Linked DNA regions of Homo sapiens: all the other regions are linked to region 1. The links are chromatin loops, found by intact Hi-C in ENCODE. Cell type or tissue: endothelial cell of umbilical vein. All regions are shown on one strand. Links, peaks and the distances in the headings refer to the core of each region. The heading gives the core; the rest is flanking DNA. Region 1 holds the start of LOC124903989 (a long non-coding RNA gene). Region 2 has its middle 26 kb from the start of HNF1B. Region 3 has its middle 80 kb from the start of TBC1D3K.

Region 1 (10,730 bases), core at 2,730-10,729:
TAACACAAAAAACTGGTCCTGGGAGTGGGGCATTACTATAAAGATACTTGAAGATGGCCAGGTGCAGTGGCTCACGCCTGTAATCCCAGCACTTTGGGAGGCTGAGGCAGGTGGATCACCTGAGGTCAGGAGTTCGAGACCAGCCTGGCCAACATGGTGAATCCCTGTTTCTACTAAAAATACAAAAAATTAGCCAGGCGTGGTGGCCTGTGCCTGTAATCCTAGCTACTCAGGACTCTGAGGCAGAATCGCTTGAACCTGGGAGGTGGAGGCTGCAGTGAGCTGAGATCACACCATTGTACTCCAGCTTGGGCAACAAGAGCAAAACTCCATCCCCCCGCCCCGCCGCCCCCCCCCCCCCCCGCAAAAAAAAAAGATACTTGAAGATGTGGAAGCAGCTTTGGCAATGGGTAACAGGCAGAGATTGGGAGTTTGGAGGAACAGAAGAAGACAGGAAGATGAAGGAAAGTTTAGAATTTCTTAGAGACCTGTTAAGTGGTTGTGACCAAAATCCTGATAGAACTATGGAGAGTGAAGGCCAGGCTGATGAGATCTCAGATGGAAATGAGGAACTGATTGGGAACTAGAGCAAAGGTCACCCTCCTTACGCCCAGGCAGAGAACTTGGCTGCATTGTGTCCATATTCTAGGGATCTGTGGAAGTTTGAACTTCAGAATGATAGCCTAGGGTATCTAACAGAAGACATTTCTAAGCGGTAAAACATTCATGATGTGGCCTGGCTGCTTCTAACAACCCACAGTAGCTACGGAAGCAAAGGAATGACTTACATTTGGAATGTTGGAATTTACATTTAAAAAGGGAAGCAGAGCGTAAAAGTTTGGAAAATTTGCAGCCTAACCCTGTGGTAGAGAAGGAATTCAAGTGGCCTATGGAGCAACAGCTTGCTAGAGAGATTAGCTTGACTAAAGAGGGCTGCATGCTATAGCCAAGACAATGGAAAAAAGGCACTGAAGTATTTCAGACATCTTCTAGGCAGCCCCTCCCACTAGAGGCCCAGAGGCCTAGGAAGAAAATATGGTTTTGGGGGCCAGACCAAAGGCCCTGCTGCCCTGCACAGCCTTGGGACACTGCTCCCTGCATACATGCTGCTCTAGCTTCAGCCCTGGCTCAAAGAGCCCCAGGTACAGCTCAGACCACCACTCTAGAGGGTGCAGTCTGTAAGCTTTGGTGGGTTTCATGTGATGTTAAGCCTGCAGATGCACAGAATGCAAGAGTGAAGGAGGTTTGGCAGCTTCCACCTAGATTTCAAAGGCTTTATCAGAAAGCCTGGGTGCCCAGGCAGAAGCTTGCTGCAGGGGCAGAGCCCCCACAGAGAACCTCCACTAGGGCAGTGCTGAGGGGAAATGTGGGATTGGAGCCCCACCCGCCCCACACACAGAGTCCCTACCAGGATACTGCCTAATGGAGCTGTGGGAATGGGCCTGCCACCCTCTAGACCTCAGAATGGTAAAGCCACTAGCAGCTTGCAACCTCAGCATGGAAAAGCCACAGGAACAGAGCTGCCCAAGGCCTTGGGAGCCCACCTGGCACACCAATGTGCCCAGGATGTGGGACATGGAATCAAGGATTATTTTGGAGCTTTAAGATTTAATGCCTGCCCTGTTGGGTTTCAGACTTGCATGGGGTGTTACCCCTTTCTTTTGGCCAATTTATTTCTTTTGGGATGGGAACGTCTGCCCAATGCCTGTACCACCATTGTATTTTGGAAGTAAGTATATAGTTTTTTTATTTTACAAGCTCATAGGTGGAAGGACTTGCTCTTGAGTCTCAGATGAGACTCTGGACTTTGAGTTAATGCTGTAATGAGTTAAGACTTTCAGGGACTAGTGGGAAGGGATGACTGTATTTCTCAATGTGAGAAGGACATGAGATTTGGGAGGCCAGGGGTGGAATGATATGGTCTGGATGTGTGTCCCCTCCAAATCTCATGTTGAAATGTGATTCCCAGTGTTGGAGGTGGGGCTCAGTGGGAGGTAATGGATCATGGTGATGGGTGAGGAATTCATGCTTGAGTTAGTTCACGTGAGATCTGGCTGTTTAAAAGAGTCTAGGGCTAGGCATGGTGGCTCACACCTGTAATCCCAGCACTTTGGGAGGCCAAGGCAGGCAGTTCACTTGAGCGCAGGAGTTTGAGACCAGCCTGGGCAACATGGCAAAACAAAAAAAATGCAAAAATTTAGCCTGTCATTGTGGTGTGCGCCTGTAGTCTCAGCTACTCTGGAGGCTGAGGCGGGAGGACTGATTGAGCCCAGGAGGTTAAAGCTGCAGTGAGCTGTGATTGCGCCACTGCACTCCAGCCTGGGTGACAGAACGGGACCCTGTCTCAAAACATAAAAATATAAATAAATAAATAAGAGCCCAGGGCAGGGCCTCTCCCTTCTCCCTCCTGCTCACACTCTCACCACGTGATGCACCTGCCCTGTCTGCACCTTCCGCCATGCTTGTAAACCTTCTGAGGTCTTCAGCAGAGGCAGATGCTGGCATCATGCTTCCTGTGCAGCCTGCAGAACCATGAGCCTTTGAACCTCTTTTACCCAGCCTCAGATATTTCTTTATAGCGAAGCAAACAGACATCGCTATAAGCAATAAATCTGAACACGCCAGAAATGAATTTGAAATTCCTGTTGGAATATAAGACCTTAAAACAAAACCAAAAAAGCAGAATTGCCATCAGGTCTCTTTCAGAACTCACTTCTGACCCTCTGCCTTAGGAACAGAGTTTGTACAAACTGTCTTCACCTTGGGTACCTTCTGCTGTCAGGAGGCAGCACCTTTACCCTCATTTTACTTCACTGTGCCTTTCCCATTCCTCCTTCTCTTTCAACTTGTTGGAAGAACGTTTCCTGAGTGGAATATGGCAAGTGAACTTATTTTTTACTCTTGTTCCTGACCACAAAGACAACAAGAGTGGCAGCAGTTACCGTAGAATTTTAAAGATGGTAGTGGAAGGCAAGTATGTGGAGTCAAAGACCAAAGCCTGAAGGTCCAGCACTAGAATTTATCATCTGTGTGACCTTGGGCAGGTCACTCTTCATCTCTGGGTTTTAGTTTATTTCTTTGTACTTAGGAGGTTGCAGTAAAAAGAAAACAATGAGACAATGTTCATGAGAAGTATAAACTGTAACGTGCCACGTGAGTATTTTTCATCCTTACTGAGTGTAATAATCATCCTCATCATCGCAGAAATGAGTCTATTGCCAGACTCCTGAAATGTCTGGGGACATGGAGACAATGTCACAGCAGTTCTGGGAGGCCACTCATGCAGCTTCAAGGTTGGCTGGCCACTCTGTCCAATGGAGAGGAGAAGCCAGTGGGGGGCTGGTGCAGCGTCTCAGGGAGCATCTTAAAGTATTTTGATTAAGAGACCATTTCCTGAATTCAGACGACTTGTTTCAACAAGCAACCATCAAAGTCAACTTGGGAAAGACAGGAATAATTAATCATGGTCCTGTCTGGGGCTGACCAAGCGGCAGATGGATTGATAAACCTTTCAAAGGGGAAGGTATTCCCAAGGAGGGCCGCTGCGCCTGGCTGCCCCCCTGATTGAGATTTGTGAGCACAGATAAATGTTTTCCCTGCCCACTACAAAGAGTGGGAACTCGCACGGGAGTCGAAGGGCAGGGTAGTGAGGGGTTGTCCTTTCATCTTCTATTGGGTGAGAGAAGAGTGGCAAAGCAGGTCCCACACACCTCTCCCTCTACCCCCAGCTCCAGAGCCCAGCTGCCCTGGTCGTGTGTGTGTTTCAGTGCCCAAGACACCAGTTACTTAATCTACGCAAGCTTGCTGAATCCTCAGAAAAAGCAGATGTTACAACTCTCACTTTAAAGATGAAGAAATGAAGGCTCAGGGAGGTCAAGGTCACCAAGCAAATGGCAGAACCAGGAATAGAACCCACCTGCTCCACTGCACTCTAGGGCTGGAAGGAGATCGGGGCAAAGGAAAGGATAGAGAACCCTGATCCCATGAAGGAACCTCCTGGGAAGCCCATGGCAGTGGATGAAGTGTGATTTGCAGGGCTCAGATGAAAAAAAGACCATCAACAAGACCAAATTCTGAGAGCTTCTGACATGAAGTTCAAGGTTGTCACCTACTTATCTAGTAATCGATAGAGGCCAAACAGTTCCCACACTGCACAGACCCCAGCTACTAAAAGGTCTCATTGTGTTACTCTGGAATCATCACCTGTGTTCAGACATCTTGTCCTGTTTTCTAACTCTCGGTGTCTTCTTGCAGTCCAGCTGTCCAAGCTGCAGCAATGAGCCTCGCCATCAGCTGCCTGTCTACTATTCCATCACCTCTATTCAGAGGTGGGACTTAGTCATCAACTGAAACAGTGACTAAGCCTCTGGATTCCCCACTTTCAGTGCAGCAGGAAGTTGATTCTAAATTTCTTGATAAAACCCCAAGTGGATGCTTACCCCTGGAAAAGCCAGGCTGTCTACTGGGGAGTCCCCATGGGTTGACACAACTGGGTCATTCCCAGAGCTTATGGCATTCTGGGTCCAGGGGAATCAGCCTCAGGACCTCTGACTTCCTACTCACTTTCTCCGCTGACTACTTTGTGGATCCTCAGGGATCCCTCTTGCAAAGCATGAACCTCAGCAGGGGATCTGTCCTCCTGAGCCCTCCTTGGAAATACCTTTTCCATGGACCATTGATCATTCTATTAGGGAACACTCAATCTAAATGCCTAAGCGCTCTATGTCATCCAGTCTCCAGCAACCTATCAAACTTCTGTCCTTGTTTAGTGCTCTTCCTGGGGAATCTGGGGGAGCAATAAGCCCTTTCAGCCTGTGGCCCTTTTTTTTTTGCCCTGGGACCTTAAGGATTCCCTTTGCAAACAACAGGGAGCCTCAGAAGGACCTAATTTCTGGCCGAGTCCATGCTTGCCACAACCTCTGCACATCCATGGCCTTATCACACCCTGCCCACACCCCAACCCCCGCAAATCCTGCTGGCATTACCTGTTTACTTGAAGACATGTTGGTGAGTGTACTGATGCTGCTGGTATCTGTGACCACCATTGCAGATGGAAACCGGGAGGTGTGGGAATACTGGGGGGGTTCCTGCTTGTGTGCGTACACTGGAGAGACAGAGTGAAGACAGAATCAAGGTGCATACACAGGCAAAGACACAGGTACAGAGCCCCCATCCCACACCATAGCTCCCATCTCCTCAGGTAGATAAAAGGGCTGGTGGTTATAGTGGGGATTTCTCATATTAGTTATCCATAAGATTCATGTAAATTCCAAGTCACATAACCAACTCCCGAAAGCATGTGGATGCTTGGCTGTGAGGGAGAGACCACCTGCTCTCAGAACACAGGGCCTACCAGGGAGGCCTCCGGTACGGAACGGGAGCAAAGGTCACTGGCTGTTGCCTCGGCTTGCCCTTCTCATGCAGGGAGGCAGGTTATTTCCTGGTCCAGGGCACCATGGGCTCTCTCTTCATGGGCGGCCAGGCCTGCTGGGCCTCAGCAGTCCACAGGTCGCTGGTGACCACTCTCTGACTATCCCACCCAGGCCTCGCCACTGAGGAAGCCTGGCCAGGTGAAGGGATGGGGTAAGTGGGGAGCACATCACCAGGCTCTGGGAGGAAGGGAAGTGGGGCACATGTGGTCTCAGACTCTGCTACAGGCTGTGGCAGATTTTCAGAAGCCACTAAAATGTGATTGGAATGTGAGATGGTGCTCAGAAACCAGCTCCACAGGCCCGAGTGGGGATTGAGCCCTGAAGATAGAAGGCTGGACTTGGCTGTTCTCCCCCAAACCCACAGCTTATCCGATGCAGCTAGGGAAGAAACACAAACCTCTTTCACCATCATTGCCTTCTAAGAGTCCCTTTATAAATAATCTTTATAATTTTTTATGCTTACCAAACGCAGTTTACCCCTATGTTTATTTCATATTCATAATGACTCTAAATGCATACTATTTCCATTTTATGGATGTAGAGATTGGACTTAGAGTGGCTAAGTAACTTGCATTAGGCTACACAGCTGGTAAGTATCACAGCCAGGATTTAAATCCAGGTCTGTCTGATCTAAGACTAGTGCTTTATACTGAACACTTCCTTGGGGTTTCTGAAGCAGAGAAGCCACGATTCCTCCCCAAACTCCTGTGTCAGGGGCTATAGCCAGACCTGGCCAGAGGATTGGAAGCCTGGGACTCAGGATGAAAGGCAGAGAAACAGAGGATGGGATTGGATGGGAAATAAGTGGTCGAAAGGTAGGCTTGGGGTAGGTATAGAAATTGGATATGAGAAACAGTCTGTGTGCAGAGATGCAGGGGTGGCATGGAGGAAGAAACTCTAATGCCCAGGATGGCATGCCACTGGTATTTTTCACTTGTGTTCATGGTTCTTGATTAGAGATGTTTGGGGTGTATAAATTGGAGGACACGGGACTCTAGAAGATTCTTCTCTTTTAGGGAAGGCAAACAGGATGCAAATTAGATGCCAATTGTGATCATTTGATAATGGCTGCTTGGAAGTTTAGATTGCAAAGGCTAAGTTGAAGTTCACTGGGAAAAGGTGCTGGTGGTTTATGGACGCGATCTTTTCCAGAGGTGTTGGAATGGGAAATTGGCGGTGTGTGTTCCACATGCTGTCTGGCTCCAATTCCCCTTCATCTGTAGGCCTACACTGTCCTCTTCAAACCCTTCCCTGGGAATCTCAGGGGTAGAGAAGAGGACTAGAAAAGGTACAGCAACACTCAAGAGTTATGCTTGAGAAATTGTCTTAGTCGGTTGATCATAGGCAGGGAAAAGTGACCAAGCCAATAAACTTCCGAGAAAGTTCAGACCCAGAGAGGGAAAGTGGTTGGCCACTGAGGGTCCTGAGTGCTCCCTCCCTCCACATGCCCGTGTCCTTACTGTGTGAGTTCTGCAGCTGAGTCACAGCTGCCATGAAGGGCTGCTGGGCCATGTGGCTGCCTGGGCTCTGCTGCATGAGGGGCTGCTGGTGAGGGCTGTGCAGCTGCTGGGAGAACTGGACGGGCTGCAGGGCTGCCAGGCTGCCGGCCACACTGTTGATGACAGGGACACTCTGTGCTTGGGAGGTGTTGAGGCCTGTGGGAGCAAGAGGAAAAGATCACAGACAGCTCCTGGGATAAGGAGAGGTGGATGGATGCCATCATTTGAGCCCCCGCTCAATGTCCCAGTCACCGGGCTGAGCCTGTTACATAGGAGATTCCATGGGAGGCAAGTGTAAAGAAACGGAGACTTGGAGATATTAATTTACTTGCTCAAGTTCCACAATGAGTTGTGGGTTGGAGATGGGCATTAAACAGATCTGATTAAAGCCTGAGAGTCTCCCAGAGTCATCCTGTGACCTCCCAAACTTAGCTCTCTTGAGGTTACCAGGGCTTTGGAAAAGCTGGCTCTACCTGCCCACTCCATCCATGCCAGGCTGTGAGAGAGGCTTGCCCTGGTGCCCGCAGGGCAGAGTTAAAGATGTCCACACTGAGGCACAGGTTATTGCCCAGATCGGTCTGTCCAGTAGAGGGCAGGAGTGTGCAGGGACCCAAATTTTGACTAAAAACAACTTCCATAGTCCCGGGAGTATGAGGTTGGGAGACCCTTATTTAGTAGACTGTACAAAGACCCCCAGAGAAATCAGGTGCCAACTCCCTTGACTGTAACAGAGAGGGGAGAAAACACTGGAACTCAGCCAGTCTGCGAGGCGGGCATATCTTATGTGGCAGCATAGGGCTTGTGGCACTAAAAGGACCAGGTTTTAGAAAGAGGAAGTAGTACATTAAAGGTTGACTCTTGGCATTTATAGTGGGTCTTCCCATCTTTCTGTTCTGGAGATGTCAGGGCCTCTGTAACTTGGAACTGTGTATCCTGAGGCCTCTTTAGAACCCGGGCCAGCACTCTGAGGATTGGATCCCCTGGTACCCATGCTCTATCTCCTCCCTGAGAGCGACACGGAGGAAGACAGCTAAGGTAGGATCGGAGTGGGGACAGGACGATCAGGAGAGAAGACACCTGGACCTGCTTCCTGGGGTCGATTGTGTTCCTGTGTTCTTGCTTTCTGGGAAGTTGGGGGAAGAATGGGATGAAGAAGGAATCCAGAAAAAGGTCTGTTTTAGGTGGATGTGGAAGGGACACCTAGAGAGGCTTTCCTGAAATGGAGACGGTTTCATAGGCAGGTTTGAGGGAAGTCATCAATGGAGATAACACGGAGTCCTCAACAATTGCCTACTCAGAGCTTTAGCTGATACTGTTATCAGAAACCTAAAAGGCGAGACCCCTGAGCAGAAAGGACAGGGGATGAATCCTGCTTCTGGCTCTCCTGGGTGGGGGCTGGGGGTGCCACCCTCTGATCACCCTCAGAACAGCACTGTCTCCAGTTCCCCAGGGGGCTCAGCGTCTCCTCAAGCCAGCATCTCACCAGATACCCTGATGACCGATGACCGTGTTTCCCTTTCCTACCTCCTGCTTATGGTCTCAGTCTCCCAGAAAGCTCCATGAATGTGCCGTTTTTGAGAAATCTTTGAGAGCACTGCTGCTGCTCTTTTTGAGAAACTGCTGCCCAAAAAAGCAAATGATCCTGTCTAGAGTGGATGACATTTGAAGGCATAGTTCTGAAACCTGCATGTGCTTCAGAAATCATCTGGGGGAGCTCTTTAACAAATATACATTCCTGGGCCCCACCCAAGACCTAATGAGTCAGAACCTTCAGAGGTGGGGCCCAGGAATCTTATTTTCAATGCAGTCTGTGATCCTGATGTGCCTCAATTCCAGGATTGAGAGCCTCTGATGTCATTCCAGCTCCCTCAGTGGGTAAGTCTTGACCTTTTCATCTGTTTCTGTTTCTGGGCACTGGTTCTTGCTTGGGAAGTATGCTATCCAGTCCAGGGAAGAGATGAGAAAGAGAATAGGATGAAGAGGTGAGAATGAGTAGAGAATAAGGAATTGGCCCTGCCAAATAATTTGTTACCACCTTCTCCACAGGCTTCCGCAATTCTGAGGCAGGGCCCATGGTACTCAACACATCAGTCAGTTAAATGAAGATGCCTGCAACCAGTTTCTCATCCTAACACTCCATAGTGTAGGACCTCTGTGTCTCAGCAGTCTTCTGGTGATTCTCACCATTTCTCATGCTCTGTCTACCCCAAGTGTACACAGATATGTACACACACAGCCATCCTTCTGAGGTCAGTGTGCACTCTGGTGCAGCCCATCTGAATAGGAGATTAAGGAGCATCGTGAAATGATAGAGAAATATGAGTAGAGGAAATTAGAAAGAACAAAATGGAAAGATGCAGACTAGCCCCAGGGAAAATTTTAATTCAGATAGTATATATATATATATAACTGTATGGCAGTGAAAGCTTAGAATGGAAAGAAAGAAGTTAAGTGGGACAGTTTGTTTATTATTTTGGTTGCAGAAATAAGTGGAATATCTTCCCCACGGGCCTTTTAATCAAATCTTCTAAATGGCAAACAAGCTGGTTTTAGGTATCTTATCTCATTCCAAACTCTGGTATTAGTATAATTACCATATTCCATATACCAGAGGGCCCAGTCAAAAGGCAATACATTTAAAATGATCATTTATATTGTGAGTTCTCTAAATGCTTCCCCATTCCCATTTTCCTTCTGCCAAAATCAATGCACTGTGTGTCAATTTCCAAGCAGCTAAGGATAGAGTGAGAGCCACACATATTCAATAAATTTGTGTGCCTCCAATGGGCTTAGCCCTGTTCTGACCTCAAAGGATGTGTAAGTCATTCTCTTCAGAAGTGAGAATCCAAGTTCCGACCCTAGCTAAAGCTGATTTAGGGAGAGAAGAGGGAAGAAAGAAAAAGGCAGAAACAAAACAAAGAGGTGGCCAACATGAGCCCTAGATACAAGGAAGGTAAGAGGACAATGGAGCAATACAAGGTTGAAAGAAAGATGACCAATGTGTTACCCTTAGATCTCTCCCAAGACATCCAGCAATACATCCAAGGGTCACAAGGATGGTTTTGAGAAACAACGACACCTGAGCTGTCATAGTGAAGCTGGAAATATGCTGAATACTCATCAACATTAAAACTCTCAAAGAGATATCCACAACCACAGTTCCCTTCAGCCTTCTCATGCCTCAAGATGGCCCATGTATGGGAGGGCACAGGCTTGCTGTTGAATATGAGCCTCCTGGAGCTGGAGGGACCTGATCCATCTCCGTGTCTTCAGGCGTGTGATGTGCCAAAGCAAGCTTTTTCTCCTTAAAGTTTTCAAAGCTCTCAGATACAATGGCAGTTTCCCTCTGGATCCTCCCTTGGTGTATTTTCACTGCTGGCCAAGGAGATTTCATATACCACACAAAACTCCCCATTTAGAAGGAAACCTGTCATTCTTACTTCATCATCACCAAACAGAAAGAACCTCCTGAAAAATCTACCACCTACTTAGTGATAGGAATGAACTCAAGACAAAGTGTAAGCTACGATGTTATACATATTCATGCTTTAGAGATTTATAAGCATGTTCATATTCACTGTCAGTTGATCACTTTAACAACCTATTTTATAGATGAGGACATTGAATCTCCTGAAGGTTCAATGATTTGACCCAGGATGCACAGCTGCTAAACTGTGACCAGGATCCAAATCCATTCCACAATTTTCTCTTGTTTTAGGCTAAACAATCCAAATATTGGATTTAAGGAGACAGATGAGAAACTAAAGAAGTTAAACCAAATCTACTAGTCGTGGGTGAG
Region 2 (10,730 bases), core at 1,931-9,930, 71 kb after region 1:
TCTCAGCTCCTAGGAGTTTCTTGGAAGCTCATAATCTCACAGAGTATATGTGGCCACAGGCAAATACATAATAAATCATTTATCGATGTTACATCACGAGATAAAATAATATCATCTATGTTGCCGGGCTTTGGGGCCACCCAGGTGGCCAACACACAAATAGATACACCTATAATAACTGTTATTTTATGTGTAATAACAGCTATATCGGGCTCCTACTATGTACCTAGCTCTCTGCTAGATGTTAAAAGCCTTATCTCTGAAACCCTCATGACAATCTTGTAAGGTAGGCAGTGCTATCTCCGTTTTACACATGAGGAAACCAAGACTTTGAGAGATTAAAAAACCTGCCCAACATTGGCCGGGCATGGTGGTTCATGCTTGTAATCCCAGCACTTTGGGAGGCTGAAGCAGGAGGATCACCCGAGGTCAGAAGTTTGAGACCAGCCTGGGCAACATGGCAAAACCCCGTCTCTACTAAAAAAAAGAACCAACAACAACAAAAATTAGATGGGCACAGTGGCATACGCCTGTAATCCCAGCTACTCAGGAGGCTGAGGCAGGAGAATCGCGTGAACCCAGGAGGCAGAGGTTGCAGTGCGCTGAGATCACGCCACTGCACTCTAGCCTGGGTGACAGAGTGAGACTCCGTCTCCAAAAAAAAGAAACTTGTCTAACATCATGTAGCTAAGAAGGGGCTGCAGCTCTTTCGATTCCAAAGTCTAATCTCCTTTCACTGTACCTCTGCCTCTGGGTTTAATGTTTTGCATTTTTTTGGTTTGTTTTTTGCTTTGAGATGGATTCTCACTCTGTCCCCCAGGCTGGAGTGAGGTGGCGCAATCTTGGCTCACTGCAAGCTCCGCCTCCCTGGTTCAAGCCATTCTCCTGCCTCAGCCTCCTGAGTAGCTGGGACTACAGGCGCCTGCCACCACGCATGGCTAGTTTTTTGTATTTTTAGTAGAGACGGGGTTTCACCATGTTAGCCAGGATGGTCTCGATCTCCTGACCTCATGATCTGCCCACCTCGGCCTCCTAAAGTGCTGGGATTACAGGCATGAGCCACTGTACTCGGCCATGTTTTGCATTTTAAGAAGCTATATATATATTCTCTCTCTCTCTCTCTCTCTCTCTCTCACACACACACACACACACACACACACACACACACACACACACACACTCCGGGATTTTGAAGATAAGTAGACTGAAGCACAGGTTGCTTAAATGATGTGTCCCAAATCCCTTCACTAGAGACTGGCAGACGAGGGACCTGAATGAAGCCAGGTGCTCTGACTCAAGAAAATGTTCTCTTACCCTGCAGCACCGCTTGTGCAGCGTGCCCCAGCTGACACGGTTTTGTAAGATTCCTTGAACTCTCCTAGGTGGGGCAGGCATGCCACACGTCCCCTCCCTGCATTGTTCATATGCTGCTTCCTATTTTCTTGCTCAACTCTCTTGCAATCTCTCTCAGTTCTATACATGGGAATTTCATCTTTCTAGCTGCTCAGGCCCCAAAACAAGAACCAATGACTTGTCCTTTTCTCTTACACCTGTATCTACTCCTTCAGCAAATCTGCCAAACTTCCTTCAACATAAACCCAGGATCTGACCACTTCTTGGCTCCTCCACCATTCTCCTTTCAGTCACACCAGGCATCTTTCCTGTCATCTTATTTGGTCCCTCTGCATCTTCCCTTGCTCCCTACAATCTCTTCTCCACACAGTAGCCGGAGGAATCCTGTTAAGTCAGAAGCCACATCATGTCTTTCTCTGTTGATAAACGCTCGAATGGCTTCCGGTCTCACTGGGAGCAAAAGCCCTATGAGACGGACTTGACTCCCCCCATGGGGCCTCCTGGCTCTTTCTGGAACACATCAGGACACATTTCTGCCCCAGGGCCTTTGCACTTGCAGTTTTCCTGCCCTGGGACCCTCTTCCCCAGATGGCTGCAGAGCCCACTCCTCAGCTCCCACAAATGTGTGCTAATTTGCCATCTCCTTGGGGAGGCTTCCCTTGCCCACCTTTATTAAAACTGCAGCTCATCTCCTACCCAATGTTCTCCAGCCCCACGCTCTGCCTCCTTTCTCCTTCTAAGCACTTATCACCGTCTGGCAAACGATGCATTGAACAAGTTCGTTTTATTTGTCATGTAACTCCCCAACTAGAATGTAAGCCCCACAAAGGCAGGGTTTCTCTTTTGGGAGGGGAGGTTCTGGTTTGTTCACTAATATAACCCTAGTGTCTACAACAATGCCTGGCACTTTGTAGCTCTCAATACATGGTTTTTTTGTTTGTTTGTTTTGAGACAGAGTCTCGCTCTGTTACCCAGGCTGAAGTGCAGTGGCACCATCTCACCTCACTGGAACCCCTGCCTTCTAGGTTCAAGTGATTCTCCTGCCTCAGCCTCCCAGGTAGCTACAGGCATGCGCCACCATGCCTGGCTAATTTTTTGGTATTTTAGTAGAGAGAGTTTTGCCATGTTGGCCAGGCTGGTCTTGAACTCCTGACCTCAGGTGATTCGCCCACCTCGGCCTCCCAAAGTGCTGGGATTACAGGCATGAGCCACCGTGCCCGGACCCAATACCTGTTTTTTGAGTGGATGAATGAAGGACATTCATTCCCTGTCCCCTGACAGGTCTTAGGGCCTCATCTCTTCCTGATCTGCAGACCGGATCATTTTTATCTCAGTCACATGTTCAGTCTTCTGAGATGTGGTATGGCCACTCATTTATCACTGACTCTCACTTAAGCCCAGTTCCTACCTAAGATGCTCTCCACAGAGGCTTGGGTGAGGCTGCAGTCATGCCAGCTTCTGCTCTCATCCCACATTCTTTGAGTTTAATGAGGGAGCCTCCCTCAGGCACCATCCTGGACCTTTTCATAAGACCCTGCCTTCACAGACAACATTCTCGGTTTCAGGAGCCATAGAGCTGTTGAAGGTCAACCATTCAACTTACTGAGTATTAATTATTCAAATGTGTCTGGTTGTACAGGAGGCCTTCAGCCAGCAATGAAATGGAGGGTGAACCAGGATGAGGGAGAAAGTTCATATTAATGGCACCTCTTTCCCCATCTCAAAGGGGTAACTGCCCTTGAAAGAGCCCCTGTAGTTCGGGGTTGAAGAGAGTGCAGGAGCACAGGAGGAGAGAAGGCTATTCAATTTGTAATTTGCAAAAAAAGAAGCCATTTATCAAAGTTTGTGCTTGAGATATTTAATAATAGAACTGCCCTTCAAGGTTTCCTTAAGGGTAATATTGCTGATTAAAAAGGAAACATGCTCTCTCATTTTGCAATTGAAGAAACAGCCACATAGAGTCGGGTGGTGATTCTCAAAGGACAACAGCAACCCAATCAATTCTACCCCTTGTATCAAGGGACAGTCATGTTCACCTCCATCCATGAGAATTATGTCCCACGCCATCTTTGCAGGAGTATGTCATCACGAAAGTTACCTGCCATCGAGACAAAGAAAAAGAAGTGAAACTCACCCACCACTCAAACCCCAAACAGTGTTGGGTCAGGGGTGAGAGCAGGGCAGGCAGAACTGGGCAGAACGTTAGCATTGGTGTCCCGGCTGGGATGGCCTTTAAAGGTCAGCCAGGGCAAACTTGGAGGTCACCTGCACTTGGGGAAGCTGAGGTGCAGAGAGGATGAGTGACTCCGGGGCCCTGGCCACACAGGGGGTTAGTGACTAAAAAGCAGCCAGAATTCTGTCACCGTGAGTCTCCACATAGAGCTATGTCCAGGGTCCTTAAATGACCTTGGCAACCCACTGCTTTTGTACCCTTATGTTCCACAGGAGGAAACAGACCCATAAGGCAGAAGAGCAACGAGGCCAAGGAGACCAGAGAAGATATTTAATGTGGACCTTTACCCCATTGGCTTCCCTTGAGTTTATTTAAGCAGGACTTTCGGTTCTTTCTCTCTTCCTTTCCTTCAGTGTCACAGCAACTTTATATCGATTTTGTCTAGTCCCTCAGGAAATGGTCTTGTGAACTTGAAAAACAAAGGCCTAAATTCACGGAACCAAGTTAGTTTCTAGCACTGTCTCTTCTGTTCCATGCCAGTGTTTCTGCCCAGAAAAATGGGGTCAGTTTGGTCAGAGTGGAGGGAAGAGGAGAGATTCAGTGGACTCCCCCAGAGTCATAGCTTAGCAATGAGAAGACAGGGATGCATAGGATAATCTCCCCAAATTAGACTATCCCACTGTTCTCAGCATACAGCGGGTGCTTTAGCAAATAATGATTGCATTGCTTTGTTAGGTGCCATGCCGGAAAATTTACAGGCTACCAATTTTACAACAGACCAATGGACAAGTATATTGATCACCCAACTACTCTATGTCCAGAGTTATAATTGGAATTGTCCAAAAGTCAAGAGACATATAGCTTTACCCTGGGGGGCCTTGAAATCTCATTGGGAAGCCAGTTCTATTACACATAACACACCTTGAGCAAAATACAGGACAGCTCCTGTATAAGACCGTGTAACATTGATGGGATTGTAGAGAGAGGATTTAAAAGCAATCTCTCTCCATCATCACGCCCATGTAACAATAATGATAGTAATAATCATAGCTGCCCTTTTTTGAGCAGTTAACTGTAGTTACTACCAGGCACATGCTAAGCTCTTTAAAGATATCATCTCATTTACTCTGGACAACAAACCTACCAGTACTAATATTATCTCCTTGTCAAAGGTCATGTAGCTAAAAGTGTAGAGCCAGAATTGGAATCTGGGCCCCTTTTATAAACCCTAACCCTAAAGCCATGTTTTTAGCATTGACACCCACAGCCCACCCTCAGCCACTCTAGTCCTCTGTGTGTAGGTAGCTCCTTGAAAGATGACTGTACCTTTTAAACTTTCTCTCTGCGTCCTCTGGCCACCATGTTCTGGTCCAGATCAGTGGTCCTCAAACTCTCGGACACCCACCACATAATAGAGGGTCCTGATGAGTGAGAAAGAAAGGGGAACTGCTCGTCATCTGTGTCCCATTTGCGTCCACCCACCCCTGGAAGTGAGGGCCACACACACACCCTGTCCCAATGTTGTCACTCAGGTGGAAACAAGTTGAGAACCACAGTTTTGGGGTCACCCCTGTTGCTCTCGTCCCATTTTGCACTTTCCCTTCCTGCTTTCCTGTGGCTGACCCTGCTCTGCTGATGTCTGTCTTAAACCCCAAGGATCAAACTGTTTCTGAAGCTCAGCCAACCAACTCTCCTTCATCTCCCGGGAGTCTCCTAGGGTCCTCAGGGTGCTCCCAGCTCCTGAGCCAGTTATTTTTCCCTAGGCGTGTTCCGATGTCATGAATGCCAAATCATTGCCCCCGCCTTGTGGCTGTGCCTGGGAATTACAGCTCTCCTGCTCGTAAGGACAACTGGGTGCCCAGAATACAGGTTTACGTTGCATCCCTCTCCCACTGCTATACTCACCCCGTCTCCCAGAGTGGAAGTACCTTAAGTTAACAAGCCCACTTGACATCCTCAAATTCCACCATGCCTTCAGGACACGTCAACATTAAAATCACCCCGGTACTGCCACTACTTACTACCACCACTCAATTCCTGCCACCACGACTAATACCCTACTCTGCAACCACTACCATTACTACTGCTACCACCACTTCTATCACGGTTAATATCACTACTACAACAACCATTACAACCTCTATTAATACTACCATTACTACCACTACATGACTAGTGCTATGGTCACGCCTACCACCATTAATACCACTACTATTGCCACTACCACCACCACCACTAGTGTTACTATCACTACAACCACCACTAATGCCACTACTATTACCATGATTACCACTATTAATACTGCTACTACTACTACCACTACCACTATTAATACCACCACCACCAATATACCACTATTTTTTTTTTTTTAAGAGTTGGTGTCTCGCTGTGTTGCCCGGGCTGGAATGCAGTGGTGCAATAATAGCTCACTGCAGCCTTGAACTCCTGGGCTCAAGTAATCCTCCTGTCTCAGCCCCCAAATAGCTGGGACTACAGGTGCATGCCAGCACACTTGACCAATTTTTAAAAATTTTTTCCAGAAATGGGGTCTTGAACTCCTGCCCTCAAGCAATCCTCCTGCCTTGGCCTTCCAAAGTGCTGGGATTACAGGTGTGAACCACAGCACTTGGCCACTATGATTACTATTAATTACACTCCTGCCATTATGAATCCCACCCCTACCACTGCCACTCCTACCACTGTTCATACCATTCCTAGTACCACTACCACCACCACTACTACTATTGCTATTGTTGCTGCTGTTACTGCTGCTACTGAAGACTTACTGTGCGCTTGGCTCATGATCTTTTTCTTATATTATCTCATGTAATTCTTACAGCAACTCTTGAAGTAGGAAATATAATTATCCTCATTTTACAGATAAGATAATCAGGACTTGGGGGCTGGGCATGGTGGCTCACACCTGTAATCCCAGCACTTTGGGAGGCCGAGGCGGGCGGATCACGAGGTCAGGAGATCGAGACCATCCTGGCTAGTGCAGTGAAACTCCGTCTCTACTAAAAATACAAAAAAATTAGCTGGGCGTGGTGGTGGGTGCCTGTAGTCCCAGCTAACTCAGGAGGCTGAGGCAGGAGAATGGAGTGAGCCTGGGAGGCGGAGTTTGTAGTGAGCCGAGATCGTGCCACTCCAGCCTGGGTGACAGAGCGAGACACCGTCTCAAAAAAAAAAAGATAATCATGACTTGGGAGTCCTTTGAATTGTCATAGCTCCCTCTGCTAGTAAGAGGCAAATCAGGATATGAACCCAAATTGTCTGGCATCAGAGCCCATGCACTTAACCCCCAGCGTGAGGAAGCGACACTGGCTTTGGAGTCAGAGAGACCCAGGTTAGACTCCTCACCTTGCTGGGTAACCAGGCGAGTGAGTCTTCTTTGTAAGATGGGGTTTCCCCTTGCAAGGCTAGGGTTCTTTTGAGAATTAAATGAGATGATATATATCGGGATGTCCAATCTTTTGACTTGCCTGGGCCACATTGGAATAAAAATTGTTTTGGGCCACATATAAAATACACTAACACTAACGATAGCTGATGAGCTAAAAAAAATAATGTTTTAAGAAAATTTACAAATTTGTGCTGGTCTGCATTCAAAGCTGTCCCAGGCCACATGTGGCCCATGGGCCATGGGTTGGACAGGCTTGATACATATGAAACATGTAGCAGAAAGGCTGCACGTAATCCGCCCTGCCTCCCAGGGAGCCTGGCTGACCTGTCTTGTGAGTCTCTGCTCACAGCCAACAATAGGTCCTCTGCAAGAACCTACTGTTGGATAACTCACTCTCCACTCAGGCCATACATACAACTTGTTAATGATTCATTCCTTCCTTCATTCACCCACATATCACACATTTATTGAACACCTCCTATATGGTAGGCATGGTGCTTGGACCTGGGGATGTGGTCACTGCCCTTGTGTCATACACCCTACTAGAATTTTCTGTGTGCCAACTACAGGACATGCAAAGAGCAGTGTGGAACAGTTGAGGCACAGAGCATCTGGTGAGCTTGGAAAGGGGGATAAAACAAGAAAATCAATGACTAGGCACAATGAAGATGAAGATAAACATCTTAGGAGATTGGGGAATGGATAGTCTTATCAAAAGATAGAGACATCCCACTGGTGGAAGAATTGGGCAAATTCTGGTGGCATCAGTTGGAAGGAGCGGAAGGAAATGGCAAAGGTAGCAGCTGGAGAAACATCCTGGGTAATTAGTTTTTTTCACTGAGGGGCCACTGAACCTCTTGCTCATCCTTCACTATTTAGAGAGCACTTCTAATAACCAATGATTGTCTCACAGCAGCTTCACTGGCGTGGGGAGAGCTGGACCTTAGCGGCTCCTCCACAATCAATGGATAACCACATGGAAACACTCCTACTCTAACCAGGCTCTGTGCTGGACTCCAGTCCTCATCACTGAGAGGCGGGCTTCCATGCTGCAGATGAGAAAATGAAGACTCAGAGACGTTCGGTGACTTACTAAAGTTACTGAATGCAGAAGTCAGGATGCAAACCTGGATTCATCTAGTGCCAAAGGCCACATTCTTTCCATCATGGAACACTTTTCTTTTACTGAGAAGGCAGGAAGCCTGGTGAACTCTCACTCAGTTCTGATCATGCAGGCAGAGGGCCATGTTCTCCATATAAAGGGGACAGTGCCTAGAGCCACACAGGGTGTTGAGAGGCTGAAACAGACTTTGGGTGGTGTGGTGTTGTGAGAGGCTGCAGAGTGCAGCAACTGGTGTCAGGCAGACCTGGACTTGAATCTCAGCTGGGCAAGTTTTTTTGTTTTAACCCCATTCAAAAATGCCAGTCCAACTATTTCCCTCTGTAATCATGTTTTAGCTGCTATACACATTTTAATGAAAATTATAATCGTACTGTAGGTTTAAGCCTTGATTTTCTCACCTGCAAGCTGATAATGTCTATTATAGGATTGTACATGGGGATGAAAACAGTTAACACAGGAGGAGCTCCACAAAGCACAGGCATACAGTAAGCACCCAATGCATATTTTTCACTAGGAGAAGGACCTAGAACAATGCTGAGGACATTGTTCTAAGACAATGCTGGGGTGCTCAGGATGTGGCTGCTAATGTTTCACTTTTTCTGGAGCCTGACAGAATCCTGGGCACTGTACCCCTAACTGATATAGTCAAGAGGGTGTTTCATGAACTTATGAATTTTTATAAGGTTCTACTTTTGCAATTTCATGTAATGCTCCAGTGCCGTTGGACACGTCAGCTCCTGACCTTTCAGTTGGTGAGGCACTTCCCATAAACAGAGCCATAAAAGCCCACTGGTTTTCTCCTTGGTGTGTGAGTTTGTTTGGTGCTCTCCCTTTCTCCTTCGCCATTTGAATAGTGATGTCATTATTCCAACGTCCTCTCACCTCTACTGAAAAAGGCCTACCAGTGACTCTCTCCTGGGTACTCAGCAACACTCTGGAGGGAAGTTGTGGTTTCAGCAAGGTGCAAGCATCATGAAACCGAGAGAGAACTGGCAGGGTGGAGAACTCACCCAAAGGTAGGAGAGAGAGAAAAACACTCACATGCTTTTATTAAGCTTCAGACAGTGGTCAAGTCAGTCTTTATTATTAATTTTTTTAAGACTTGCTGTTAAGACATTAGCATAACACCATTTAAGGAACTATAAATAGAATAAAGCACCACCCATTCCCCACGACCAAATGCTAGCCCAATTATTTCCATTTAAAAGTGATCACTTTTAAATGCTATACATATTTTAATAAAAATTATAATTATACTATAGGTTTAATTTAATTTAATCTCCTTCTCTTTCCCTGAATGTTATTTCAGGAAGGGTTTTTTTTTTGTTTTTTTTTTTTTTTTTTGAGATGGAGTCTTGCTCCATTGCCCAGGCTGGAGTGCAGTGGTACCATCTTGGCTCACTGCAACCTCTGCCTCCCTGGTTCAAGCGATTCTCCTGCCTCAGCCTCCCAAGTAGCTGGGATTACAGGTGTGTGCCACCATGCTCAGCTAAGTTTTGTATTTTTAGTAGAGACAGAGTTTCGTCATGTTGGCCAGGCTGGTCTCAAACTCCTGGCCTCAGGTGATCCGCCTGCCTTAGCCTCCCATAGTGCTGGGATTACAGGCCTGAGCCACCATGCCCGGCCCAGGAAGGCTTTTTCGACACTGCTGCTTCTTCTTCCTGCTTATCACGGAAGCTACTGCATCATGGCTTGTTCCTGGGACTCAGTGCTCCAGCATCTTGGTTGCAAGCAATCCCAGGGGTGAATGGAACAGGCAGAGGTATCAGAGTCACAAAGCCTTGGGTTCAAGCCTTGCTTCTGACACTTACTACTCAAATGACCTTGGCTCAGTTACTGCTTTGTGCTTTGAGCCTATTTTCTCATCTGTGAAGTGGGAGGTCACACAGACGTGGCAGGGTTACTGTGAGGTTTAGAAGTAAAGCATGTAAAGGCCTGGCAGAGAATTTCTTCAGCCAATGGTAGCTGTTCTTAGAGATGTGCTGTTGTTGACCTTATTGTTGGACAGTTCTCGATGACGCCATGATGGGTATCTTTTATAATGTCTGTTCTTTTTTTGACTTCTCTTCTGAGGAAAAGTTCCAGGAGTGGGATTTTTAGCCCAAGAGTATAGACATTTTTGTGGCTTTTGACATGTATTGCCAATTTGCCTTCTAGAAAGCTGATACGAATTCACATAATCATTGGCAATGTAATTAGTATTTGATCCAAAGCTAGTAGCAAAAGTAGGTGTGCAACTAGTGACGTTAGTAACTCAGGTCAGTAATAAGTAGGTTCTTTAGGAACCAAGAGGCTGCAGTTTGTGGAATTTTGATGTTGGAAGCCAGAAATTTGAAGACAGTAGGAAGTAATAGAAATTAGGCTGGGCATAGTTGCAGACCAGCAAAAGGCAGATATTTACCATCTGTGAGTTTGTTAACGCATATATTCCTTCAGGGCTCAAGTATTTGATATTAAAACAGGATTCTTCCTAAATTTATTTCTGGTTTAAAACCATATCAGTGCTATGATCTTTTCATTTATATTTTATGTTTTCTAACACATCTCTTGAGTGGGGTGGAGAGAGCACTGTGTTGAGAATTGTTTGATCTGGATTCGGGGACTGATTCTCTCATTACCTCACAGTGTAATTTGGGGGAAAATCGCTGCTTATTCCCCAAATTCCTATGCCTTCCACA
Region 3 (10,730 bases), core at 1,430-9,429, 140 kb after region 1:
GACCAGCGAGACCCATGCACGTCTCCCTCCCGTGGGGACATCTACCTGCATTTCCCAGTCTCAGGCTCAGTGTGTTTCATTTCTCCAGCCATGGGGCCCAGCAGGTGTCAGCAGCAAAGCAGAACTGGGTGGGACAGTCCTTCCTGAAGATAAGGCAAAGTGCCCCAGCCCAGAGATCAATCCTGTAAATCCACTTTCAAAGGGCTGAATAAGGTGGGACATCCCTGGTTCCTTCTTCAGCCATAAATCTCTAGGCTCAGATGGTAACTGCCCTCCTCTTGACAAAGCTGTAAAGAGCACGGCATAGCAGCAGTCGGGAAAGAGCATGGACAAGAAAGGTCCTTCGGGTGGGGCAAGGCCCACCTGTCTTGCCCCCTAAGCTTTGCCTCCCTCCCTGCATGGGCTTTGCTGTCTCTGTGGGGACCTGTTGGAGGTTGCAGGGCTTGACTGCCAGTGCCGGAGGCTTCTGTGAGCATCTGTCCTGTAAATACCCAGGCTCCATTCTGCTGCTCAGCCCATGCCGATGCCACCTGACTTCCTGTGAATGAATGGAGCACTGTAAAAGGAGTCCAGCTCGGCTGCCCCCCATGTGACTGTCTAAGAGTCACCTCCCCTCTCGAGGAGGCAGTGGGGTGGGTGGACTAGATGATCCCAGAGGCTGCTTTCAGCTCTAACGCCCCAGTTGCTCCTGTTTTTTGTTTTTTGTTTTTGAGACGGAGTCTCGCTCTGTCGCCCAGGCTGGAGTGCAGTGGTGCAATCTCGGCTCACTGCAAACTTCACCTCTCTGGTTCACACCATTCTCCTGCCTCAGCCTCCTGAGTAGCTGGGACTACAGGCGCCCGCCACCACGCCCGGCTAATTTTTTGTGTTTTTAGTACAGACGGGGTTTCACCGTGTTAGCCAGGATGGTCTCAATCTTCTGACCTTATGATCCGCCTGCCTCGGCCTCCAAAAGTGCTGGGATTACAGGTGTGAGCCACCACGCCCGGCCTCCTGGTTTTTTTTAGACAGAGTCTCTCTCTGTCGCCAGGCTGGAGTGCAATGGCCCGATCTTGGCTCACTGCAACCTTTGCCTCCTGGGTCCAAGTGATTCTCCTGCCTCAGCCTCCTGAGTAAGTGGTATTACAGGTGCCCACCACCATGCCCAGATAATTTTTTGTATTTTTAGTAGAGTTCAAGTTGGCCAGGCTGGTCTTGAGCTCCTGCCCTCAAGTGATCCACCTGCCCTGGCCTCCCAAAGTGCCAGTTGCTCTTTCTGACCCGTTTGAGAGCAAAGCTGTGTGAAGGTTTTCCTCTCAGGTCCTGAATTTTCAAGAAAATCATGTTTGGAAAGACCAGAGTCAAGCATAGTAAAAAATAACAAACTTGAAAATAATGACTCTTTGTGTTTTGATTTCTCCTAAATCCGGCTTCTGTAACTGTACAGTAACAGGGCAGTGCAGGGAACAGCACCGGACAAGAGAGTCTCCAAATCCTTAATTCCATTCTGCCCCGCCCCGGACTAGCAGTGTCATTGGGGTGAGTCATTTTTCCCTCTGTAGGCCTCAGTTTGCTGATCTGTAAAATGGGGATATTTAATGCCTTACAGAGAGCTTGCCATGTGCCTTCTCCAGTACTAAGTAGAGAGACAGGTAAATAAGACAGGATCCTAACTTTTTTTTTTTTTTTTGAGATGGAGTCTCGCTCTGACCCCCAGGCTGAAGTGCAGTGGCATGATCGCGGCTAACTGTAAGCTCCACCTCCCGGGTTCAAGCCATTCTCCTGCCTCAGCCTCCCGAGTAGCTGGGACTACAGGTGCCCACCACCATGCCCGGCTAATTTTTCTGTATTTTTAGTAGAGACGGGGTTTCACCATGTTAGCCAGGATGGTCTTGATCTCCTGACCCTGTGATCCGCCTGCCTTGGCTTCCCAAAGTGCTGGGATTACAGGCGTGAGCCGCCGCGCCAGCCTAATTTTTTTTCAAAATTTTGGTTTTGCTTTAGGAGAATTGCTTGAACCTGAGAGGTGGAGGTTGCAGTGAGCCAAGATTGCATCAGTGCACTCCAGCCCAGGCAACAGTGCAAGACTATGTCAAAAAAAGAAAGAAAGAAAAAGGAAGGAAGGAAGAAAGGAAGGAAGGAAGGAAGGAAAGAAGGAAGGCAGGCAGGCAGTCAGGCAGGCAAGCAGCTTATTTGGGAGGTGATCCCCGGAAACACTGGCAGAGAGAGAAGTCAGGTAGGGAAGTGAAAGCAGTCAATACAGAGTGCAATTTCAAGCCAGCTACCATTATGAGCTTCATCCCAATAAGGAGCTCAACAACTCTATCCAATGACTTCTCTCTCCTTTCCCACAAAACATCTGTGACCAGACACTTGGCTTAACCTCCACATTTCTCTGCATCTTTATATAGCTTCTCCTCCTTTTATGATAACTCAGAGGAGCAGATATCCCCTTCCTCTGAACAAATGCCTCCACTTCAACTCTTCATCTACTCCCTTTCTACCCCTCCAAAACCTTGCTCCGCCAGAGGCCCCCTGCCTTTCTCTACTCCCGCTCCCTCTTCATCCTCATTCCTTGATAACACTTTGCAACCTGACTTTCATTTCCCCTTCTTCCTCCCATGCACTGAGGCTTGGGGGCTTTACTAAGATGCTTTTCCCAGAGGATCCTTCCTCGAGTTTCCGATACACGTCTATCCACCTTGTTTCATAAACAGTCTATTATTATTCACTGCTAAAAAACTCTCATCTCAAAATGTTAAGGATCATCATAGCTACATAACAAAGTTGTGGTAAGGATTCGAGGTTAAATACACTGTCTAGCAGAGCCTGGCACAAAGAGGCAGTCAGTACACAGCAGCAACCAATACCATCACCAAGCTTAATTATTGGAGTTTGCAACCCATGGGTGATCAGGACAGAATATGACAAGAAGGAGAGCTGTTAGAGGCAGAAGAGTAGTAGTTTGGGATCATTTTACAGAACTGCAGGAAGTCAGTGTCACCAGAGTTCTTGAGATTTCCCAGTCTCTTGGACATTGGTGGTGATGGGCGTTCTTAAGGATGACGACTGTAGTTAGAAGAGCTAGTTCCACAATCATCACAACAGTTTTTCCCTCTTAAATAGAAAGTGCTGGTTTTCCATGTCAATACTAAATGTTCAGTAACAACTGGCTGCAGTTGACATTCCCAAGCAAAAGCAGGGGTCAAGCCCTATCCAGTAGAGGAACCAAAGCAGAACCAGCCTTGCGTGGTTGGTCATCCGGCCACTGAACTTTCTGCCACAAAGTCAAAGAGGTTTGGGACTAGCACGAGAATAGAACAGCAGTGGGATGAGTAGACAAGGGAGCCCACACACAGACCCGCAGGAATGTACAAATGAAGTACATGGGCACCGAGGCATTTCAAAGCCGTGAGGAGAGGATGTCTTGATTATTAAATCAATGGTGCAGGGATGATTGACTAAGGGCTTGGAAAGGCATAAAGTTCCCGTCTGTGCCTCACATCCCATGTCCAAATAAGATTCAACGTCTAAAGAGTTACACATCAATCAACCAGAAATTGGAAAACAAGTGCCTGGCTTATTTCACTTAGCATAATGTCCTCCAGGTCCATCCATGTGGTTGCAAATGGCAAGATTCCCTTCTTTTTTAGGGCTGAATGGTATTTTCTTGTATGTATACACCACCATTTCAATAAAGAATTGGTTAAGTGATTGTATATTGATACAATGGACTTTTATATAGTCATGAAAGTCATGTTTTAGAATAGTCAATGCTCATGATCTATTCTTAAGTAAAATAGTAAGCTAAAAAAACATATAGCTCCAGGAGTTGAGCAAGAGAGGCACCCTGCCTGCTGGGCCTGTCTGCTCCCCTGAGTTAGGCACTCCAGGAAGGGGTTGAGAGCATCTGAGTCTTGGGGCCCAGCCCTGAGGCCCTCACTTTCCCTGCCTACTAAGGGGCCCTCAGGAACAAAAGCAGAGCCAAGGAGTTGTACAGCTATAGAGTCCAGTGTGCTCAGCCCCTCAAGTGTGTGATGGAAATAGGCCCAGAGAGGTCAGGTGACCTGCCCAGGGCCTTCCAGCCCTCACACAGCTGGAATCAGGATCCACGGCCCCCAGCCTGGAGCACTGGACATCACATTTCAGGGGAAGTGGGGTGCTGGGCTCACACGTGAGAGGTCTTGCTAGCTGCCAGCCTGGGGCTCACCCGCCTGCTGTCCACCCCTTCAACATCGGTAGTGGGACTCACAGGCACGAGGCTGGGGCCTTCTGCTGCAGACACAAAGCATACCGCCACCTGAGGTCCAGGGTCATGATTCAAAACCTACTAAGTGCCCATCAGTCCTTTCCCAGGTTGAAGGGAAAACAGGACTCCAGCCCCCACATAGTGCCTGGCCACCTGCTGCTCATGAGGCCTTGTCTCCCCATCTTTAGGAAGGCTTTGTGTGTGTGAAAGTTTTTGCATGCACTTGTCTTAAGCATCTTCACGGCCCTGCAAGGTGGGTTTGATTGTCATCCCCATCTTACAGGTGAAACAGGTTTCCAGAGTCTGAGTAGTTTGCCAAGGCGGGGAAGGGGTGATCCAGGACTCAAACCCAGGTCCTCCAACTGCCACTTTCTCTGACTTTCTGGGGGTCAGTAACCCCAGTCCCTTCTCTCCTAGCCTGTCAGAGATTCAGCAGAGACCCCAGGTGGAGGCTCAGTGAGCTCTGGTGTGTGATAGGGACCTGGGGTCTTGTCACTGTCCTGACACCTTATCCTCTAGGTGGCTTTGAAACCATCCGTGTCACTTTGGGCTTCACCAGAGTTGCCAATCCCAGCCTCAAAATTCAGCCACCCCACCCCAACCTCTGGGGGCTGAGGCAAAGACTCTTCTTTTCTCCACAAAGCTAGAATGAGGACCTTCTGGGGGCCTAAGGTAAGAAATGGTCTATTTCTAAAGGGCCTGGTGTCTGGGTAAGCTCTGTGTATTTTCTTACGTTTGCTTTTTGGGGAACTTCATTCAGAGGAGACTTGGCAGCCTCTCTGAAGACACGGAAGTGATCAATGGCAAAGCTGCAAGAGGCTGTAAGCCCCACCTAGCATGACTTCCTCATTAGGCACATGGGGAAACTGAGCCTCAGTGGGTGGAACAGGCCTGCAGGGGCACAGTTGGGACAAGAACTCCGAACTCCAGGGCCCTCTACAGCTCAGGCTGTGCAAATGGGGCTGGTCCCGAAAGACGGTCCGGGCTGATGTGGGGACTGTCAGGCTGTGAGACGGGGCTCACTGGCCAGCCAGCCCAGAGGCAGCGTAGGCGCTCTGGCAGGAGACCCCCCCCAGGAAGTTTCGAAACCTTCAGCAGGATTTCAGAACCGTTCTAGACCCCATGCAGATTGTTTCTCTGTTAAAGAAGGCGCTTTAAGAAGCTGCCGAAGAGGCTCTGCCTTTGACCGTCAACAGGCATCTTTCCTCTAGTCCATCAGCCCACAAAGACAGGAAATCTGATGGGGGGAAAAACAAATAAAGTCATGCCAAAGTCGGGTGTCAGTAACCAGGGGGGCCGCCTGAGGCGTCGCATCCAACCCCCGCCCAGGTTTCCGCCCCGGGCCAGCAGTAGCCAGTCCCCGAGGGCCCATCTTCCAGCCCTGAAGCGGTAAACGCCTCACCTCTAGTGGCGAGTGCGAGGAACCGCACCCTAGCCCGCCTGACTGTCCAGCCCCGGGTGGTGCCCATCCTGCCTGTTGTTCCCTCTCAAACCAAATAAACCTCCCGACGTATGGACTCTGGCTGTCGTAGATGCAGACTCTCCTGCAATGCTTAACACCGTTTTGCTACCACGTGACGGCTGCAGACACTGTCCTCAAACTGCAGCCCCACAACGCAATTTTTGTACTTTCATCTGACATACCCGAAGGTGTCCTTTTTAAGTCTTGTTAATATTCATAATGACGTATAATCCAAAGTAAATGGAAATGTCATATTGTGATTGCAATGGAAACGGCATATTGCGACTGCATTGCCTTGGCGAGACTGTCGTCCTAACAGATTTTGAGGGGGCGGGGATGGTGGCTCACGCCTGTAATCTCAGCACTTTGGGAAGCCAAGTTGGGAGGTTCACTTGAAACCAGGAGTTCGAGCCCAGCCTGGCCAACATGGAGAAACCCGTCTGTACAAAAAAAACAGAAAACAAACAAAAAAAAACACAAAACCAATTAGCCGGGTGTGGTGGCACGCACCTGTAGTCCCAGCTGCATTAGAACTGAAGATGGCTCCCCATCTCATACACGGTGAAAGCCAGTCTTTATCAAGTTCTACATGTAGCTGGTGCAGTGTTTCACACCTGTAATCCCAGCACTCAGCACTTTGGGAGGCTGTGGTGGGTTTCACTTGAGCCTGGGAGATAGAGGCTGCAGTGAACCGAGATCACTGCATTCCAGCCTGGGTGACAGAGTGAGACCCTGTCTTAACAAAAGAGACTTGGAGGGGCTGGAGGGGAAGGTGGAAAGGCAGAGGAAAAGGCAACTGGAACTTAGGGTATGGTCTTGTTACTCTTCACCAGGAACCATTTGAGGTAGGCCCCCAAGTTACAGATGGGGAAACTGAGGCCCAGAGAGGTTAAAATACTTGTGCAGAATCACACAGCTGGCTGATGACAGAAGCACGACGCAAACTGAGGCCTCCCAAGACTTTCTGCACCAGGACCAGCCAGCCATGCTGTTACCTACTCATTCAACAAACAGCTGTGGAGTATTGACTCTAACGTCAGTCCCTGCCTGGGCCCCTGAGAGACAGTCATCAGGGAGATCATCTATGAAGACACAATAATGGTATGTTAGAAGGTGACCAGTAGCAAAAACTATGAGCATAAAGGAACTGGGTGGGCAGGCAAGGTTATGCTTAATAGGCAGGTCGGGCGGGCCTCAAGGTAAGTGTTGAGCTAAGACTTGGAGGGGCGGAAGGGAGCAATGGGGACACCTGGGGAAAAGGTTCTGAAGGCAGAGCCATGCTTGGCATGACTGAGGAAAAGCAAAGTGGCCAATGTGGCCAGAGCAGGATGGGGCAAGGGAAGAACAATGGATGGGGGCAGAGGATCGGACCCAAGTCATGTAGAAACTTTTTTTTTTTTTTGAGACAGGTTCTCATTGTATCTCCCAGGCTGGAGTGCAGTGGTGTGATCATGGCTCACTGCGGCCTTGACCTCCTGCTTTAGCCTCCTGAGTAGATGAGACTAGGCATGTGTCATCATGCCTGGCTATTCTTTTAATTTTTATTTCGCAGAGATGGGGTTTTGCTATGTTACCCAGGCTGGCCTTGAACTCCTGGGCTCGTGCAATCCCACCACAGCCTCCTAAAGTGCTGAGTGCTGGGATTACAGGCGTGAACCACTGCACCAGCTACATGTAGAACTTTATAAAGACTGTTGCTTTCACTATGCGTGAGATGGGAAGCCGTCTTGAGTTCTAAAAGACGCCCAGTAGAAGACAAACCTGTCATCTGGGGCAGGTCAGCAGGCCCAGGTTGAAGGTCCCTCTGTTGGGGGCCTGCCAGAGGGTCTGGCCTTCAAGGCCCAAATGGCATCCAGTATCCAGGGTGGCGGCAGCTCGGTCCCCACCAGATCCCTCTGCAGCATGACTCCGCTGAAGGTTCTGGCTGCCGACTCCCTTAGGAAGCCCCTGTGTGCTGGCCCAACTCTCCAGGCCTCCAGCTCATTCTCTGAACCACCTGACACCCCTTCCCATGCATTCCTTTTCTGCTTATGTTAACCAGAGTGGGATACTGTTGTTTGTGACAAACAGCCCCGCTTGGTACTCTGACGTGATCTATCGTCCAGGTCTCAACTCAAGTGCCCCTGTGAGGCCTGCCCTGCCAACCCCAGGCACTTCCACATCTCCCTGCTTTCTGTTCTTCAGGGCGTTCATCACCAAAAGCATCTTGTGTAGTTATTTCTTCCTTTCTCTCACCACTAACCTTCATGAGAGTAGGGGCCATACCCACCATTACCCCCAGTAACCCCAGGGCCTACACCAAGGCTGAGGGAACAGGAGCCTGCTAATGAGTATTTGTTGAACAAATGGGTAAAAGCTGCTGATGTGGACGTTTTATGAAAGGAGTCGAAGCCATGTGTCTAGAGCGTCAGTTCTGATGATGTTGGGTCCAAGCCCAGATGTGCGTGTGCAAGAGCCTCGGTTCAGCTCCAGAAGACTCCTGGGGTACAGATGAGAAAGGACCCCAGGGACCACTGGCTTATCCTGAACAGAAAAAGGGAGAGAGGAGGCCAGGCGCAGTGGCTCACGCCTATAATCCCAGCACTTTAAGAGGCCAAGACAGGAGAATAATTTGAGCCCAGGAGTTCAAGAAGAGCCTGGGCAACATATCGAGGTTGCATCTCTACAAAAAATTAAAAAAATAGAAATTAGCAAAGCCTGGTAGCACATGCCTGTGGTCCCAGCTACTCTGAAGGCTGAGGCGGGAGGATCACTTGAGCCTGGGAATTCAAGGCTGCAACGAGCTATGATCGCACCACTGCACTCCAGCCTGGGAGATAGAATGAGACGCCGTCTCAAAAACAGAAAAAAGAAACAGCCTTATTGAGGAATAACTGATATGCACAGAACTGCACGTGGTTAATGTGTACAATTTGGTAAGTCTGGACATTTGCAAACACCCATGATACTGTCACTACCCTGAGGGAATAGACATAGCCAACACCTCCCCAAGTTTCCTTGTGTCTCTTTGGTTTTGGTTTTGTTTTGGGTTTTCCCGTGTGTGGTAACAACACAACAAGAGACCTACCCACTTAACAGATTTTGAAATGTACAGCATTGTTATTCATAGGCCCTGTGTTGTACAGCAGATCTCTAGAACGTATTCCTCTAGCATAACTGAAACTTTACACCCATGGAAAAACTCCCCGTTTTGCCCACCCTCCAGCCCCTGCTAACCACTATTGTATACACTGCTTCTGTGAGTTTCACTGTTGTAGATACCTCATAAAAATGGAACCATGCGGCCGGGCGCGGTGGCTCACGCCTGTAATCCTAGCACTTTGTGATTGGGAGGCCGAGGTGGGCAGATCACGAGGTCAGGAGATCAAGACCATCTTGGCTAACACGATGAAACCCCATCTCTACTAAAAATACAAAAAATTAGCCGGACGTGGTGGCGGGCACCTGAAGTCCCAGCTACTCAAGAGGCTGAGGCAGGAGAATGGCGTGAACCGGGGAGGCGGAGCTTGCAGTGAGCCAAGATCGCGCCACTGCACTCCAGCCTGGGCGACAGAGCGAGACTCCGTCTCAAAAAAAGAAAAAAAGGAACCATGCAGTATTTGTCCTTCTGTGCCTGGCTTATTGCACTTGGCATAATGTCCTCCAGGTCCATCCATGTAGCTGCAAAAGGCAAGATTCCCTTCTTTTTTTGGGGTTGAATGTTATTGTCTTGTATGTCTCTACCACCATTTCTTTACCCATTAATCTGTAACTGACGCTTGAGTTGTCACAACACACTTTCTAGGCTGATCCATCAGTACATGGGTGATGCAAAATGGTAGCCTCCGGTCACAATAGCTGACATCTTTGATTCCAGCACTTTGGGAGACTGAAGCAGGTGGATCAGTTGAGCCCAGGAGTTCACGATCAGCCTGGGCAATACGGCAAAACCGCGTCTCTACGAAAAATACAAAAAACTAGCCGGGTATGGTGGCATCCACCTTTGGTACCAGCTACTCAGGAGGCTGAGGTAGGAGGACCGCTTGAGTCTGGGGGACAGAGGCTGCAGTGAGCCGATAGCGCACCACTGTACTCCAGCCTGGGCAACGGAGTGAGATCCTGTCTCAAAAATTACACTACAATACACTACACTACACTACACTACACTACACTACACTACAATACTAAAATAAAATAAAATAAAATAAAATAAAATAAAATAAATAAAATAAAATAATAAAATAAAATAAAATAAAATCGGTGGCCTCAACCCCAAGTGTGAGTGGCTTTTCAGTTTGGCTCTCCAGGGCTGCTCAGGAGCATTTCCTGTATCTCTTAATTTAGCTTCTCAGGAGAGAAATGACAGCACAAGTTATGACTCATCTCCTTAAGTCAAGTGTCAGTGATGTGGTGACATCACATGGTAAAACCATGGCTATGGGCAAGGCACACAAAGCCAGACGTGTCTTTCCCAGGAAGTCCCTGACCCAGTGGGAAAGGAAGAAGGGAGAGGTGGCAGCCAATGGAAAGAAGGGGCAGGAGCCAAGCAGGGCCACAGGACCCGAAGCAGAAATGATTCAGAAAGCAAAGACTAATAAACAGCCAATAGCAAGACACTTAAAAAAAAAAAAAGAGAGAAATGACCTACATGACCAAGAAAGGGTGAATAAATTTCACTATGGCCATCTGAAGGCTAGAAAGTTATGCAGCCATTGCTGTTTAATGATGAATAATGGTGTGGTATCTTGCAAATGTGTAGGGAACACAGAAGGATGAAAATTGAGTTTAGACTGAGTTCTTTTTCTTTTCTTTGAGACAAGGTCTTGCTCTGTTGCCCAGGCTGGAGTGCAGTGATGCAATCATAGCTTATTTCAAGCTTGAATTCCTTGGATTCAGGCGATCCTCCTGCCTCGGCGCCCCACCCAGAGTAGCTGGGACCACAAGTGTGCACCACCATGCCTGGCTGAGTTTTATTTTACTTTTTGTAAAGATGGGATCTCACTATGTTGCCCAAGCTGGTCTCAAATTCCTGGATTCAAACCATTCTCCCTCCACCATGAG

What was found. Hi-C counts contacts between places; a loop is a spot of excess contacts. Peaks named below come from ENCODE experiments on the same cell type or tissue, not always from the same donor. Only the 100,000 strongest peaks of a DNase experiment are listed, where the experiment ranks them.
Region 2: a loop joins it to region 1, with 12 times the contacts of the local background. A loop is called at or near these places in 28 of 110 quality-filtered maps.
Region 3: a loop joins it to region 1, with 7 times the contacts of the local background. A loop is called at or near these places in 6 of 110 quality-filtered maps.

The regions. Positions count from the first base shown.
Region 1 is chr17:37,694,091-37,704,820 of GRCh38, forward strand. It overlaps HNF1B (HNF1 homeobox B), which reads right to left. Exons shown (of 9, transcript NM_000458.4): 7 at 6,893-7,087; 8 at 4,986-5,104. It overlaps LOC124903989 (a long non-coding RNA gene), which reads left to right and starts at 8,735. Exons shown (of 3, transcript XR_007065733.1): 1 at 8,735-8,806; 2 at 10,650-10,730. RefSeq lists enhancers at 3,693-4,892, 6,455-6,955, 6,956-7,456, 8,105-9,304. In endothelial cell of umbilical vein, for the core only: CTCF peaks have their summits at 7,512 (motif pointing right) and 7,714; no DNase peak of the experiment used is centred there; H3K27me3 peaks cover 2,454 bases.
Region 2 is chr17:37,765,789-37,776,518 of GRCh38, forward strand. No RefSeq gene overlaps it. Among named protein-coding and RNA genes, the nearest start is that of HNF1B, 26 kb to the left of the region's middle. In endothelial cell of umbilical vein, for the core only: a CTCF peak has its summit at 5,345; a DNase peak (open chromatin) is centred at 5,333.
Region 3 is chr17:37,839,250-37,849,979 of GRCh38, forward strand. It overlaps the pseudogene YWHAEP7. Among named protein-coding and RNA genes, the nearest start is that of TBC1D3K, 80 kb to the right of the region's middle. RefSeq lists enhancers at 4,108-4,607, 4,943-5,443. In endothelial cell of umbilical vein, for the core only: a CTCF peak has its summit at 5,664; a DNase peak (open chromatin) is centred at 5,612.